Regions from separate parts of the Homo sapiens genome. Here regions 2 and 3 are each linked to region 1. Evidence: chromatin contacts called from ENCODE Hi-C or POLR2A ChIA-PET data. All regions are on one chromosome and are shown on one strand. The core of a region is the stretch at or near the end of the contact, and the rest is flanking DNA. Distances in the headings are between cores, read along the strand shown. Region 1 has its middle 18 kb from the start of SPP2. Region 2 has its middle 32 kb from the start of LINC01891. Region 3 has its middle 150 kb from the start of LINC01891.

What was found. Hi-C counts contacts between places; a loop is a spot of excess contacts on that map. ChIA-PET counts read pairs that join two places held with the same protein, here RNA polymerase II (POLR2A). Pooled maps may share reads with other maps.
Region 2: a loop to region 1 is called in a map of natural killer cell, with 3 times the contacts of the local background. The contact joins two enhancer-like sites. A Hi-C loop is called at or near these places in 1 of 168 maps with a recorded cell type or tissue (natural killer cell) and 6 of 50 pooled maps. POLR2A ChIA-PET finds 5 or more read pairs at or near these places in 1 of 52 experiments (activated CD4-positive, alpha-beta memory T cell).
Region 3: a pooled map shows a loop between it and region 1 (5-fold over the local background). The contact joins two enhancer-like sites. A Hi-C loop is called at or near these places in 2 of 168 maps with a recorded cell type or tissue (CD4-positive, alpha-beta memory T cell and natural killer cell), 1 of 37 single-sample maps with no recorded cell type and 6 of 50 pooled maps. POLR2A ChIA-PET finds 5 or more read pairs at or near these places in 4 of 52 experiments (CD4-positive, alpha-beta memory T cell, WTC11, activated CD4-positive, alpha-beta memory T cell and 1 more).

The regions. Positions count from the first base shown.
Region 1 is chr2:234,030,789-234,034,395 of GRCh38, reverse strand. No RefSeq gene overlaps it. Among named protein-coding and RNA genes, the nearest start is that of SPP2, 18 kb to the left of the region's middle. Within about 2 kb of position 1,760, at least 2 of the 41 ENCODE cell types and tissues checked have a DNase peak (open chromatin) inside an H3K27ac peak, as active enhancers do; they include natural killer cell, where a contact is called at or near this core.
Region 2 is chr2:234,420,527-234,424,133 of GRCh38, reverse strand. No RefSeq gene overlaps it. Among named protein-coding and RNA genes, the nearest start is that of LINC01891, 32 kb to the left of the region's middle. Within about 2 kb of position 1,778, at least 11 of the 41 ENCODE cell types and tissues checked have a DNase peak (open chromatin) inside an H3K27ac peak, as active enhancers do; they include natural killer cell, where a contact is called at or near this core.
Region 3 is chr2:234,307,147-234,310,753 of GRCh38, reverse strand. No RefSeq gene overlaps it. Among named protein-coding and RNA genes, the nearest start is that of LINC01891, 150 kb to the left of the region's middle. RefSeq lists an enhancer at 1,572-1,711. Within about 2 kb of position 1,778, at least 5 of the 41 ENCODE cell types and tissues checked have a DNase peak (open chromatin) inside an H3K27ac peak, as active enhancers do.

The DNA of each region.
Region 1 (3,607 bases), core at 511-3,010:
TTTGATTATTATATTACTCTGTATGGACTTCTTTTAATTTATCCTATTTGGAGACCACTGGGCTTCTTAAATCTGGATGTGCCTTTTCCTTCTCAATTTTTAAAAAGTTCTGGCCACTATTTTTTTAAATAAGCCTTGTGCTCATTTTTCCTTCTCTTCTGAGACTCACATAATGCATAGCCTTGTTTACTTGATGGTGTTCCATAAGTCCCTTAGACTTTCTTTACTCTTTTGTATTCTTTTTTTCTTCTTGCTCCTCTGACTGGGTAATTTCAAATGATCTGTCTTTGAGTTAGCTTATTCTTCGGCTTGATGACGTCTACTGTTGAACTTCTCTAATGAATTTTTTAGTTCACTTACATTCTTTAGCTCCAAAATTTCTGTTTGTTTCTCATATTTTTTATTTATTTGTTGAGATCCAAATTTTGTTCAAACACTGTTTTCTTGAGCTCACTGAATATTATTATGATGGTTATTTTGAATTCTTTGTTTGGTGTTTTGTATACCTACACTTATTTAGGGCCAATTTCTGTAGATTTATTCTGTTTCTTTGATTAGGCTATATTTTCCAGTTTCTTTATGTTTCTGTAGCTTGGAGTTGATATCTGCAAATCCAAAGGAACAGGCACCTTTCCCATTATTCACAGACTGGCTTCATGCAGGGAAAGACCTTCGCCAATTAGCACAGGTAGAAAATCTGGAGGTCTCTCAAATTTTCTATGGATGTATTTTCTCTTGGCGAGTGTGTGTAAATTTCTAATTAGAAGAATTTGCTTGTTTCTATCTTCATATGCTCATAATCTCTTACTTCCTCTGGTGTCTACCTGCTGTACTCTGGGTCTTCTGTAGCAGCAGCATGTGCTCCAGCTTTTTTTTTTTTCAGTAGTCACCAGGAATCTAGAGTATGTTAGGTCCCATCAGCACCCTGAATTGGATGAGACAGAAATCAGTACTTCAGGCAGCTCTGCAAAATGCCGTGCTCCAACAATTTCTTTCCCCAGGGAGAAATTACCATTTGAGAGTTTTCACCCACTCATTCTCTGCTGAGCCAGGAGGAGGGGCTATTGTAAATGAGTATATACTAGTCCAAACTGTTGCCTTTATTTTCAGTGTCCCTACCAGCCTCGTGCTTCTTCCTGCCAGTGCTTACATTCAGGCAAACAGAAACCAGTCCCTCAGGCAGCCACTCAGAAAGCTGGACCTTTAGACACACGCTTCAATTCCTTACCTCCTAAGGAAGAAGCCAGGAGTTTTGGGTTTTTTTACCCATTTGTTTTGTGCTGTACTGAAGGGAAGAACAAGGCCAAGAAAAGTGCCCTGAATGTTCCTACTGACTTTTATGCAGCTGGTCTCATGCCCATCTCAGATGCAGGAACTTCTTGTTATTTGTTTCTGGGCTTCTCAGAAAGGAAGTTGCCCCATGTATTATTATTAAATCAGTGTGTGCATGGGTAAAAGGAGGGTCTGGATCTTCCAATCCACCATTATGCTAGCATCACTCATAAATTTCTTGAATATTGGTAGTTAGCAATACCAGACAGAAAGAGAGCTCTGGTAAGTTTCACACCAGTAATTACATGCTCTGGCCTGGAGCTCATTGGCTAGACCTAGTCACATGACTTTACCTAATTCAAAGGGAGCAGGAAAGCAAGTCCTGCTATGTACCTTAAAAGTTAAGAACAAAATATCTGTCAGTGAGCACTAATGACAACCACAAAAGGAAATGCGGTATTGCTGTGAAAAATACTTCTGGTCATGATAATACAAACACTGAACAATAACAAAAACTATAATATGACTCTCTTGGGAGGATGAAGGTGGGGTTGGGAACAGGGCATGAAATGACTAAGTCTTTATTCTTTCACCATAGGAAGTCACAAATGCTAAACAATCAAAACTAGCAGTATGAGTCTATTACTTAGAAATAGGAAAAGAAAAAAGAAAAACAAACAGACAAAAGACTTTTAAGTGGTTGCTTCAGCTCTTAGAGTGAAGTGGGGCAAGGATTTACATGAACATTAACACATGTCATCCATCCAGGAAGAAAAGGGAAGAATGCAGTGAGATGCCTTATTAGCTTCCCTGCCACTCAACTCCAGATGCTCAGACTGGGAGCAAATCCTGTATCTGTTTCCACTTTCACAACCAGCAAACATGCACCAGTCATAAGCAAAAAACCTGAAGAACTGAATAATTTTCATTTGAAGGATAATTTGCAAATTTTGATACTTCCAGTAACCAAGTCTGATCCTGTGCTAACCCCTGGAAGCACAATAGCCTTACTATGTGACCAGAATCCAAATATTTTAATACAACACTCTTTCATTTTTAAAATGTAAATCAGTGGACATGTTTATGGGCTCAACCATTGAAAGCACTCCAAAAACTTCTCTAAAAGAGTCTGTGATGCTTTCAAATTATTGGGATTGCTTTGTACCTCTCCAAAATTACTAAGAAGCATGAAGTTATTTTCAACCTGGGAGGATATATACATTTTTAAAGCAGTCATTTTCCAAACATGTGCTATTGAAAAATATAGTGACAAGGGCAGGTCTTGGGGTCAAAAACCACTGTCTTCTGAATGAGGCCCCTAGCCCTTAGTGACTGAAATCATTAAACTCTTTTTATTTGTCTCACGTAGATGTAAATAATGATGACTGCCTTGCTTCTTCTCATCAGATGCACTCAATTGCCTTTATCTTTCTTCTGAAGACTGTCACGAAGGTGTTGGTGGGAGAATACTCAAGACAGGGAAATAAAAAAACTTGTAATTTCACCTCAAGAGAATATTCTGTATTTCAAAGCTAACCTCCTGCTGCCTAATCCTATTTTGCACGTTAGAAACTGAAAATTATGTTGGCCTCCCTGTGTGACTTTGAGACACTTCTAATCTCTGCTCCATTCTCCCACCCTCAGGCAGATGGAGGTCCTGGGCCAACTAGAGGTGATGTCATGTTCTCAAAGAGACAAAAAAGAAATGAGATGAATAATTTCCAAAGTATTCCCCAATTTTGATGCAACCACTTGGATAGTTTTCATGGGCTAAGGACTATGCTGAGCACTCACATCCCCACGGTAACCCAGCAGGAGAAACCAAATGTGACTCCCTTTTTGCAGACAGGAATATGGTGCCCAGATTGCAGGGTTAGTGGTGGAGGCAGGTGCCTGAGCTCTCTGCTGGGTTGTTACACTACCTTCTACTAGGCCACTTGCCATGGCCACAGGGGTGATAAGACTCTCCCTTAGGGACACCACTATAGGTTTGGAGGGATTGGGAGCCAAGGCAAAGCCTAAGTAGGGAGAAGAGGGAAAAGCTTCAACAAGCATTGCAAGGGACTTTCTCTTGCTTTTGACTACAACTCCCTACCTCACCTTCTCCATGGCCAAGTTATTTTGCCCAACCAGACTCAGCTCAGACTCCACCTCCCTTGCACAGTTTAATCCCATGCTCTCTGTCTCCGCTCTAATCCCATGGGTCCTACAGCAGCTCCCTGGGATTTCCTCTATTATCATGCCTTTCACACTGTGTTAATATCTTGAGTTTGTCTTTCTCTCTCACTAGACTGTGGGTTTTTTGAAGGCAGCAGTTAAGTCATTTATTGCAAAT
Region 2 (3,607 bases), core at 529-3,028, 390 kb before region 1:
CTCTAACAGGGACACCTATCTCCCGAAAGGATCGAGGCATGGCCCTCCAATTAGGTTGACTTCAAAGTGTGAGGGGAGCCCAGGGGATTTCCAGTCCTAGGAAAAACCTTCACAGCCACCAAGAACTTTCATGTTTTAGTTTTCAATTAAGCCCTTTCCTTACATAAATTTTCTTCTGGATTCAAAGTCATTCAAAATGATGATTCACTCTACCTGGCAAAATATGCCGTCTTTAAAATTATTAATATAATTGTATCAGTTTTCTATTGCTGCTGTAGCAAATTACCACAAATGTGGTGCTTAAAACAAACCAAATTTATTATCTTAGAGTTCTGAAGGTCAGAAGTCTGGCATGAGCTAAAATCAAGGTGTTGGCAGGGCTGTGTGTCCTTTTAATATTTTTTATTTTTGGTGGCCTTAACAGAGGGTTGATATTTTGTCACATCTCATCGACCTGTCTATTATTATTATTATTTTTTGGTGGGGGATGGGGACAGGGTCTCGCTCTGCACTACAGGCTGCAGTGCAGACAAAATTGTGGCATGGCTCACTGCAACCTCAACCCCCCTGGGCCCAAGTGATCCTCCTACTTCGGCCTTCTGAGTAGCTGGGACCCCAGACATGCACCACCATGCCTGGTTAGTTTTTTATTTTTGTAGAGTCAAAGTCTTACTATCTTGCCCAGGCTGGTCTCAAACTGCTGGACTCAAACAATCCTCCACCTCAGCCTCCCAAAGTGCTGGGATTACAGGTGTGAGTCACCGCGCCCGCCCACCTGTCTCTTCTGCCTCCTTCCGCATTTAAGGGCCCTAGTGATGGTACACCTGCATAACCCAGGTGATTTCCCTATTTTAAGGTCAACTGATTGACAACCCTAATTCCAGCTACAAACTTAATTCTTTACCATGTCATATAACACATTCATAGGTTCCTGAAATTAGGACATGGACATCTTTTGGGGGCAGGGTGGGGGGATGCCATTATCCTGCCATCTACAAGAATATAGTTGTAATTATGTGACGTGCTGACCTCCTGTCTCAGCATCATGCTGTGCGGTGCAGACCTGAAGCTGTGAGCACACACCCTGTTGACGGAAGCAGCCGCTCTCCTATGTGATGAGGCTGTGGTTATCATTCTCCTCATCCTGATACCTCTTTTCTCTCACTGGGGATCCCTGCCAGCTTCTGCAACACAAAACTTCATTTTTATCTCCTAGTCTATTTGTTTTGTTCCCTAATAATGTCGGGTTTTTTTCTATGGTTTCTAAAATTCTTGCCACTGTTCAGCCATTTTTATACTTCTTGGAACTTTTTGAATTTTGAATAAGTAAATAAATGCTCAAATATGCATCAAACTCTGTAAATAAACAGAAGCAATTACAAGTTTTAGAAATAGTCTTATGCATTATGGTAAACTCAAACTCAGTGACGTGTTTGAAGTTACTTGTCATAGAATTCCTCAGCTCAGATTTAAGCTCAATTCACATATACAGTCCCTACCTTCTGGTTAATGTCAACATTCATGAATAGGCGTGGCCTTTGCAGGAGTGAGCTCAGGGAACCATGCTCCATGAAGCTCAGGGAAGCATACCTGAGTGTCCTATGCATGGATGACAAAAATCATTCCTTCCTTCCTAACATAATTGACCTTTACACTTTATGAGTAATGGTTACATGAAAAACACACCCAGCTGAAGCTTGGGGAAATATATCATGACTCACTCATCCATTCCACAAATACTAATGCAAGCTGTTGGCATGCTTGTATCTTAATATCAGGGCCACGTGCTTCTTTGCTGTCCGGGCTCTATCTGATCTCAAGGAACAGAGACAGCATGGCAGAGGTTACCATAGTTAATGGTGTTCAGCTTGTTTATCTTAAAGATATCTACAGGTAGAAAGAAAAAAAAAAAGGAAACCAGTATAAATGCTCCTGTAGAGGCTGCACACAGTAGAAATCAGTCCAACCTCATATAAACTGATTGACATATAGGCTTAAAGTTGGTCCTCATAACCCAGTTATCATGGGAAGCCACAGAAGTCCATGTCTCCTGCTTGCTATCTGAGCACACTTCCATTTAGATGAGTTGGTACTCGCCGGGTGCGGTGGCTCATGCCTGTAACCCCAGCACTTTGGGAGGCTGAGGCAGGTGGATCACGGGGTCAGGAGTTCGAGACCAGCCTGACCAACATGGTGAAACCCTGTCTCTACTAAAAATACAAAAATTAGCCAGGTGTGGTGGCGCTCACCTGTAATCCCAGCTACTCAGGAGGTTGAGGCAGGAGAATCCCTTGAACCTGGGAGGCAGAGGGTGCAGTGAGCACGGAGATCACACCACTGCACTCCAGCCTGGGCGACAGAGTGAGATTCCATCTCAAAAAAAAAAAAATGACTTGGCAATCCCCTATCTTCACTTCTGCATGTGCCACTACCCACTAAATACAAATACATTATTGCTCAAGCCATGTCAAGCGGATATTTGCTGTTATTTGCAATCATACTCATTCTGCTGGTACACTTCTATTTTTTTTTTTTTTTTAACGGTTAAACCGTCCCTATTTAGGACCACCTGAATGTGATAGTCCTGGGGCGATCATGTAAAAAGTAGAATGGAATCATGCTCATGGAAGCCATCTGAACGTTCAATATTAACGCAAGGCAGGGCAATTATTACTACTCAAGCATCCCCAGAGGGACAAAGGGAACCTCCAGGGACCACTCAGGAAATAATTAAGAAATGCTGGAGGAGTAGCTTTTTTTTTTTTTCAAGACAGAGTCTCATTCTGTTGCCCAGGATGGAGTGCAGTGGCGTGAAGTGATCTCGGCTCACTGCAACATCCGCCTCCCAGATTCAAGCAATTCTCCTGCCTCAGCCTCCCGAGTAGCTGGGATGATAGGCACATGCCACCACGCCTGGCTAATTTTTGTATTTTTAGTTGAGACGGGGTTTTGCCATGTTGGCCAGGCTGGTCTCGAACTCCTGACCTCAGGTGATCCGCCTGCCTCGGCCTCCCAAAGTGCTGGGATTACAGGCATGAGCCGCCTTGCCGGAACTGGAGGAGTAGCTTCTTAAGAAACCACATAACAGGCCGGGTGCAGTGGCTCATGCCTGTAATTCTAGCACTTTGGGAGGCTGAGGTGGGCAGAACAGTCCCAGAACCTGTAGCTGGAACTACAGGAGTGTGCCACCACACCTGGCTATTTTTTTTTGTATTGAGGAGGTTTCACCGTGTTTCCCAGGCTGTTCTTGAACTGCTGAGCTCAAGCAATCCACCCACTTCAACCTCCTAAAGTGCTGGGCTTACAGGCGTGAGCCAGTACGCCCGGCAAGAGTCTACATATTCTGAAGTTATATTCCCATCAATTCAGATTCTGACCTTTCTCCAGGAAATCAAAGAATTCTCTATAAATATTATCTCCTTGCAGCCTCTGCACTGCAAGCAGGCTGACGTCATGTTTGGTTTGCAGTTAGTAAGGAGCAGTTTAACTTGGGGGCTGCAGCCATGGAGTTCAGAGGTTAACAACCAGGCAGCAGCTTTTTGTTCCTGAACTGGGTGGTGCTGCTATTGACAGACCTTCCTTCCCACCCACAACCCCCGCTCTCCCC
Region 3 (3,607 bases), core at 529-3,028, 280 kb before region 1:
GGAGAGTGATGGTCAGAGGCTGGAAGACTGATGTTGCTGCTTCACAGTAGATATGGGCCAAGACATTATAAACTGTCATATTCTGAAAGTGTTGTGTGTTCCGAAGCCTTCTCTCTGTTGATGATTACTGTTACCCTCTGTTGGTGTCTCCATAGAGATTATTGCTTAAAAAAAAATAAGAAAGCCGACCTGCGGGTTAGTCTTAAGAAGGTGTGTCACTTGCTTCCTAGAGTCCCAGCCCCAGAGGAGTGGTTGGTGCAGCGCCATCTGGACCATGCAGCCACCACAGCGAGTTGGGGGTGACAATTTGAGTCTAAGGGAGTGATCCTGGGAGCTCAGCAGGAGAAAAGCCCAGGAGTTGTTCCTGGATATATTGCTTGCAAATCTCCAGGCAAGCTCAGCTGTTTCAGCGGATGAGTGTTTCCTGACGTGTGGGCACCTGCTGCTGGTTCTGTCCCCTTTCTCCAGTGTCCTTTAGAGTGTGCCTGGGGATAGAAGCAGTGTTATTTCTCCCTTGGCTTCAAGCAGGAAAAATATTCTCATACAGTGTTGTCTGAAAGAGTGATTTTCAAAATTGTGGGTCATGACTCGATAGAGGATAGAGAATCTGTGTAGTGGATTTTGAGAAACTTTTTAAAAAATACAACTAATGGAAGAGAAGATAAAATGCCGAAGGACTTCACACGCAGTAAGGGCATGCGCTGTTTTGTGGCATTTCGGTTTCCTGGTTTGGGAAGAAGAAGCAGATGGTCTACACCACTGGAAGGCACAACTCCATAGACAAGGGGTTCCTGGACAAAAAGTTGATAGTAGCACCAGAAAGGTAGAAGCAGAAAGCAAACACATCCCACACACCTGGAGGCACCGAGGCAAGAGCTGTTCAGGTCATGGCCTTGGTGTAATCCTTGCCTTCTCTTTTCTCTCATGCTCTACATGTAAACCATATACAAAATTTGTCAGCTTGACCTGCACTCTATATCCAGATTCCAATCACTTCTCACCATTTACTCTGCAAAGTGGCAGCTGGAATATTTATATGGTTTGGCTGTGTCCCCACCCAAATCTCATCTTGACTGTAACTCCCACAATTCCCATAAGGGGAGGTGATCGAACTATGGGGGTGGGGGGCGGTCTTTCCTGAGCTGTTCTCATGATGGTGAATGAGTCTCATGAGATCTGATGGTTTTAAAAATGGGAGTTTCCCTGCACAAATTCTCTTTCTTTGCCTGCTGCCATCCACGTAAGACGTGACTTGCTTTTCCTTGCCTTCCGCCATGATTGTGAGGCCTCCCCACCCATGTGGAACTATAAGTCCAATTAAACCTCTTTCTTTTGTAAATTGCTCACTCTCAGGTATATCTTTATCAGCAGCATGAAAACAGACTAATACAAATATGCAGATGTTGCACCATTAAACCTAGCTAGAGTTTGGAGACTTCATAGCAAGGACGACTTGTGGCATTTTTCTGGTTATTTGCCATTAAATTGTGAGCCAGTGAACTGAAAGGCAGCACACTTAAAAGAGTCATTTTATCCACTGTTCTCTTTCATTTAACTGACGATCTCCTCTTTCTCCCTGTGATGCTGTAAACCCCATGTCTTTTGTGAAACTGGCTCTGTAATCAGACCATGGCCCATCCAGCCTTGAAGCTCTCTCCTGCTTACAGATGGGGTTTTGACATTATGCCTTTGGGTTTTGTGGCACAGAGATTTCCACTTCTTCCTCATGAGCCCAAGCAAGCGTGAGCTGTCTCAGCTACTTGGAGATTGACGTCAATCTTTCCGCATGAGCCAGGGGAAGCTGCCTCATTTGTTTGCCCTGTGGCTTCTCTACTTTTCAAAAAAGGGAAATCAGTTCTTCTCTGAGTCATGTTATATTTTTTGTGACCGATAGTAAACCTCTGAGAAATATCTCTAGACGTTACACAGTTCAAATCAGTCACTTATAAAATTAAGCATTATGCTCTCTCTCCTTCTGAAAAGTCCAGACAAAGAGCATCAGATTTCAGAGAAGAATCTGCTCTTCAGAACAAGGGCTAACCTTGCATGTGCAGTTGTCAGGTAAAGATAGATCAGCCCTACTCACATGGCTGTAACCATCCACAATTTGGTTTCTCTGTGCAAGTTCCTCTGGTTAAGAAGCCTGGGATACCCAGGGAGATGCTGGGTGATGGGCTTGCACACAGTATCGTTGGCGGCTTCCTAAGATGTCAGGCTGAGCATATCCATGTTTCGATTTTGGTGTCAGCCATCAGTTGCTTTTAGGCTTACAGCAATTCTCTATTTTATGAACTCAAACAAAATTACAGAAGGAAAGCTGTCAATTACTTTTCTTTACTTTCTGAATTAGAGTGTCCATCCCTAGTCCTCCACCAGACACCACTGTAGGCAAACAAAGCATCTTACAAATGATGCATCATCAAGATGCACAGGGAATTTTTTTTTTTTAAGAACTACAGGAAAAAAATCAGTCACATGTTTAGCATTTTCCCTGGAACAAATTTATTTTGCTGTTACAGTGGTCGGTGGCCTGCGGTGTCTGTCCTTGGTATTTGGACAAGGAGATGCCTGCTCAGTGACTAAGCTGGGGTTCTCCACATCAGCAAGGCCCTCACTCAGGATTGGCCATGGATATGGACCGACCCCACTGCACCTTTAGAGTCCAACAGCTTTCCTTCGCAAGATGGCCCACTGGAGGTGAAGGTGGATTCTGTTGCCCTGGATCCCAGGAAGTTAACTTGTTCCTATGTGAGTCAAACCTTGGGTCTGATCTCAATTGTTTCCAACCATAAGCAATTGGTCTAGTGTTCGATGCAGGGCATGCTCAGAGCTGTCTGGTTATTTGTCCACACCTTGCTTGGCACATGTGTTATTTTGGAGAAAACTTCCTTTCTGCCTGAGAAGCAGGCAATGAAAGGGAGCCTCCACTGGTAGACAAGACTCTCATTCTCAGGCTTTGCTAACCTCCAAGGCAGAGTTTGTGCCTTGTTTCTCTGAACCCGAATGGCACCTATTGAGTTCCTTTTTTATAGCACCCGTTAAGTTCCTCTCAAGTTCTCTAACTCTAACCCTAACTCTAGTAGCATATATCACTTACCTTATTGTAACTGTTGCTTCCTCATTACATTGTAAGTTACTTGCAGGTGGATATTTAGTGTTAATTCATGTTGGTATCCCCAAGCTTAACATAGTAGCCACTTGTATCAGTTACCTCTTGCTGTGTAACAAATTATCCCAAACTCAGTACCTTAAGACAATGAGCACTTATTATTGTGGCTTATGTGTCAGTGGATCAGCTGAGGGTTGGCTGCTGAGCTGTACTGAACTTGACTGACCTCAGCTGGGTTCATTCGTGCATTTGGGGGATCATCTGGGGTCACTGCTCTAGCCTGGGCTTGGCTGGTAGAATTTAGCTGAGGCAGCTCTGCCCCACACAGCTCTCATCCTCCTCACAGGACCAGTGACCTAGTCTGGGCATGTCCTTCTCATGGCCATGGCAGAAGATCAAAACAGAAAAAAAAAAAAAAAAAAAAAAAAAAAAAAAAGCATTAAGGTCTCTCGAGACCTAGGTTCAAAACTAGTAGTGCTCGGTCACTGTTATCTCATT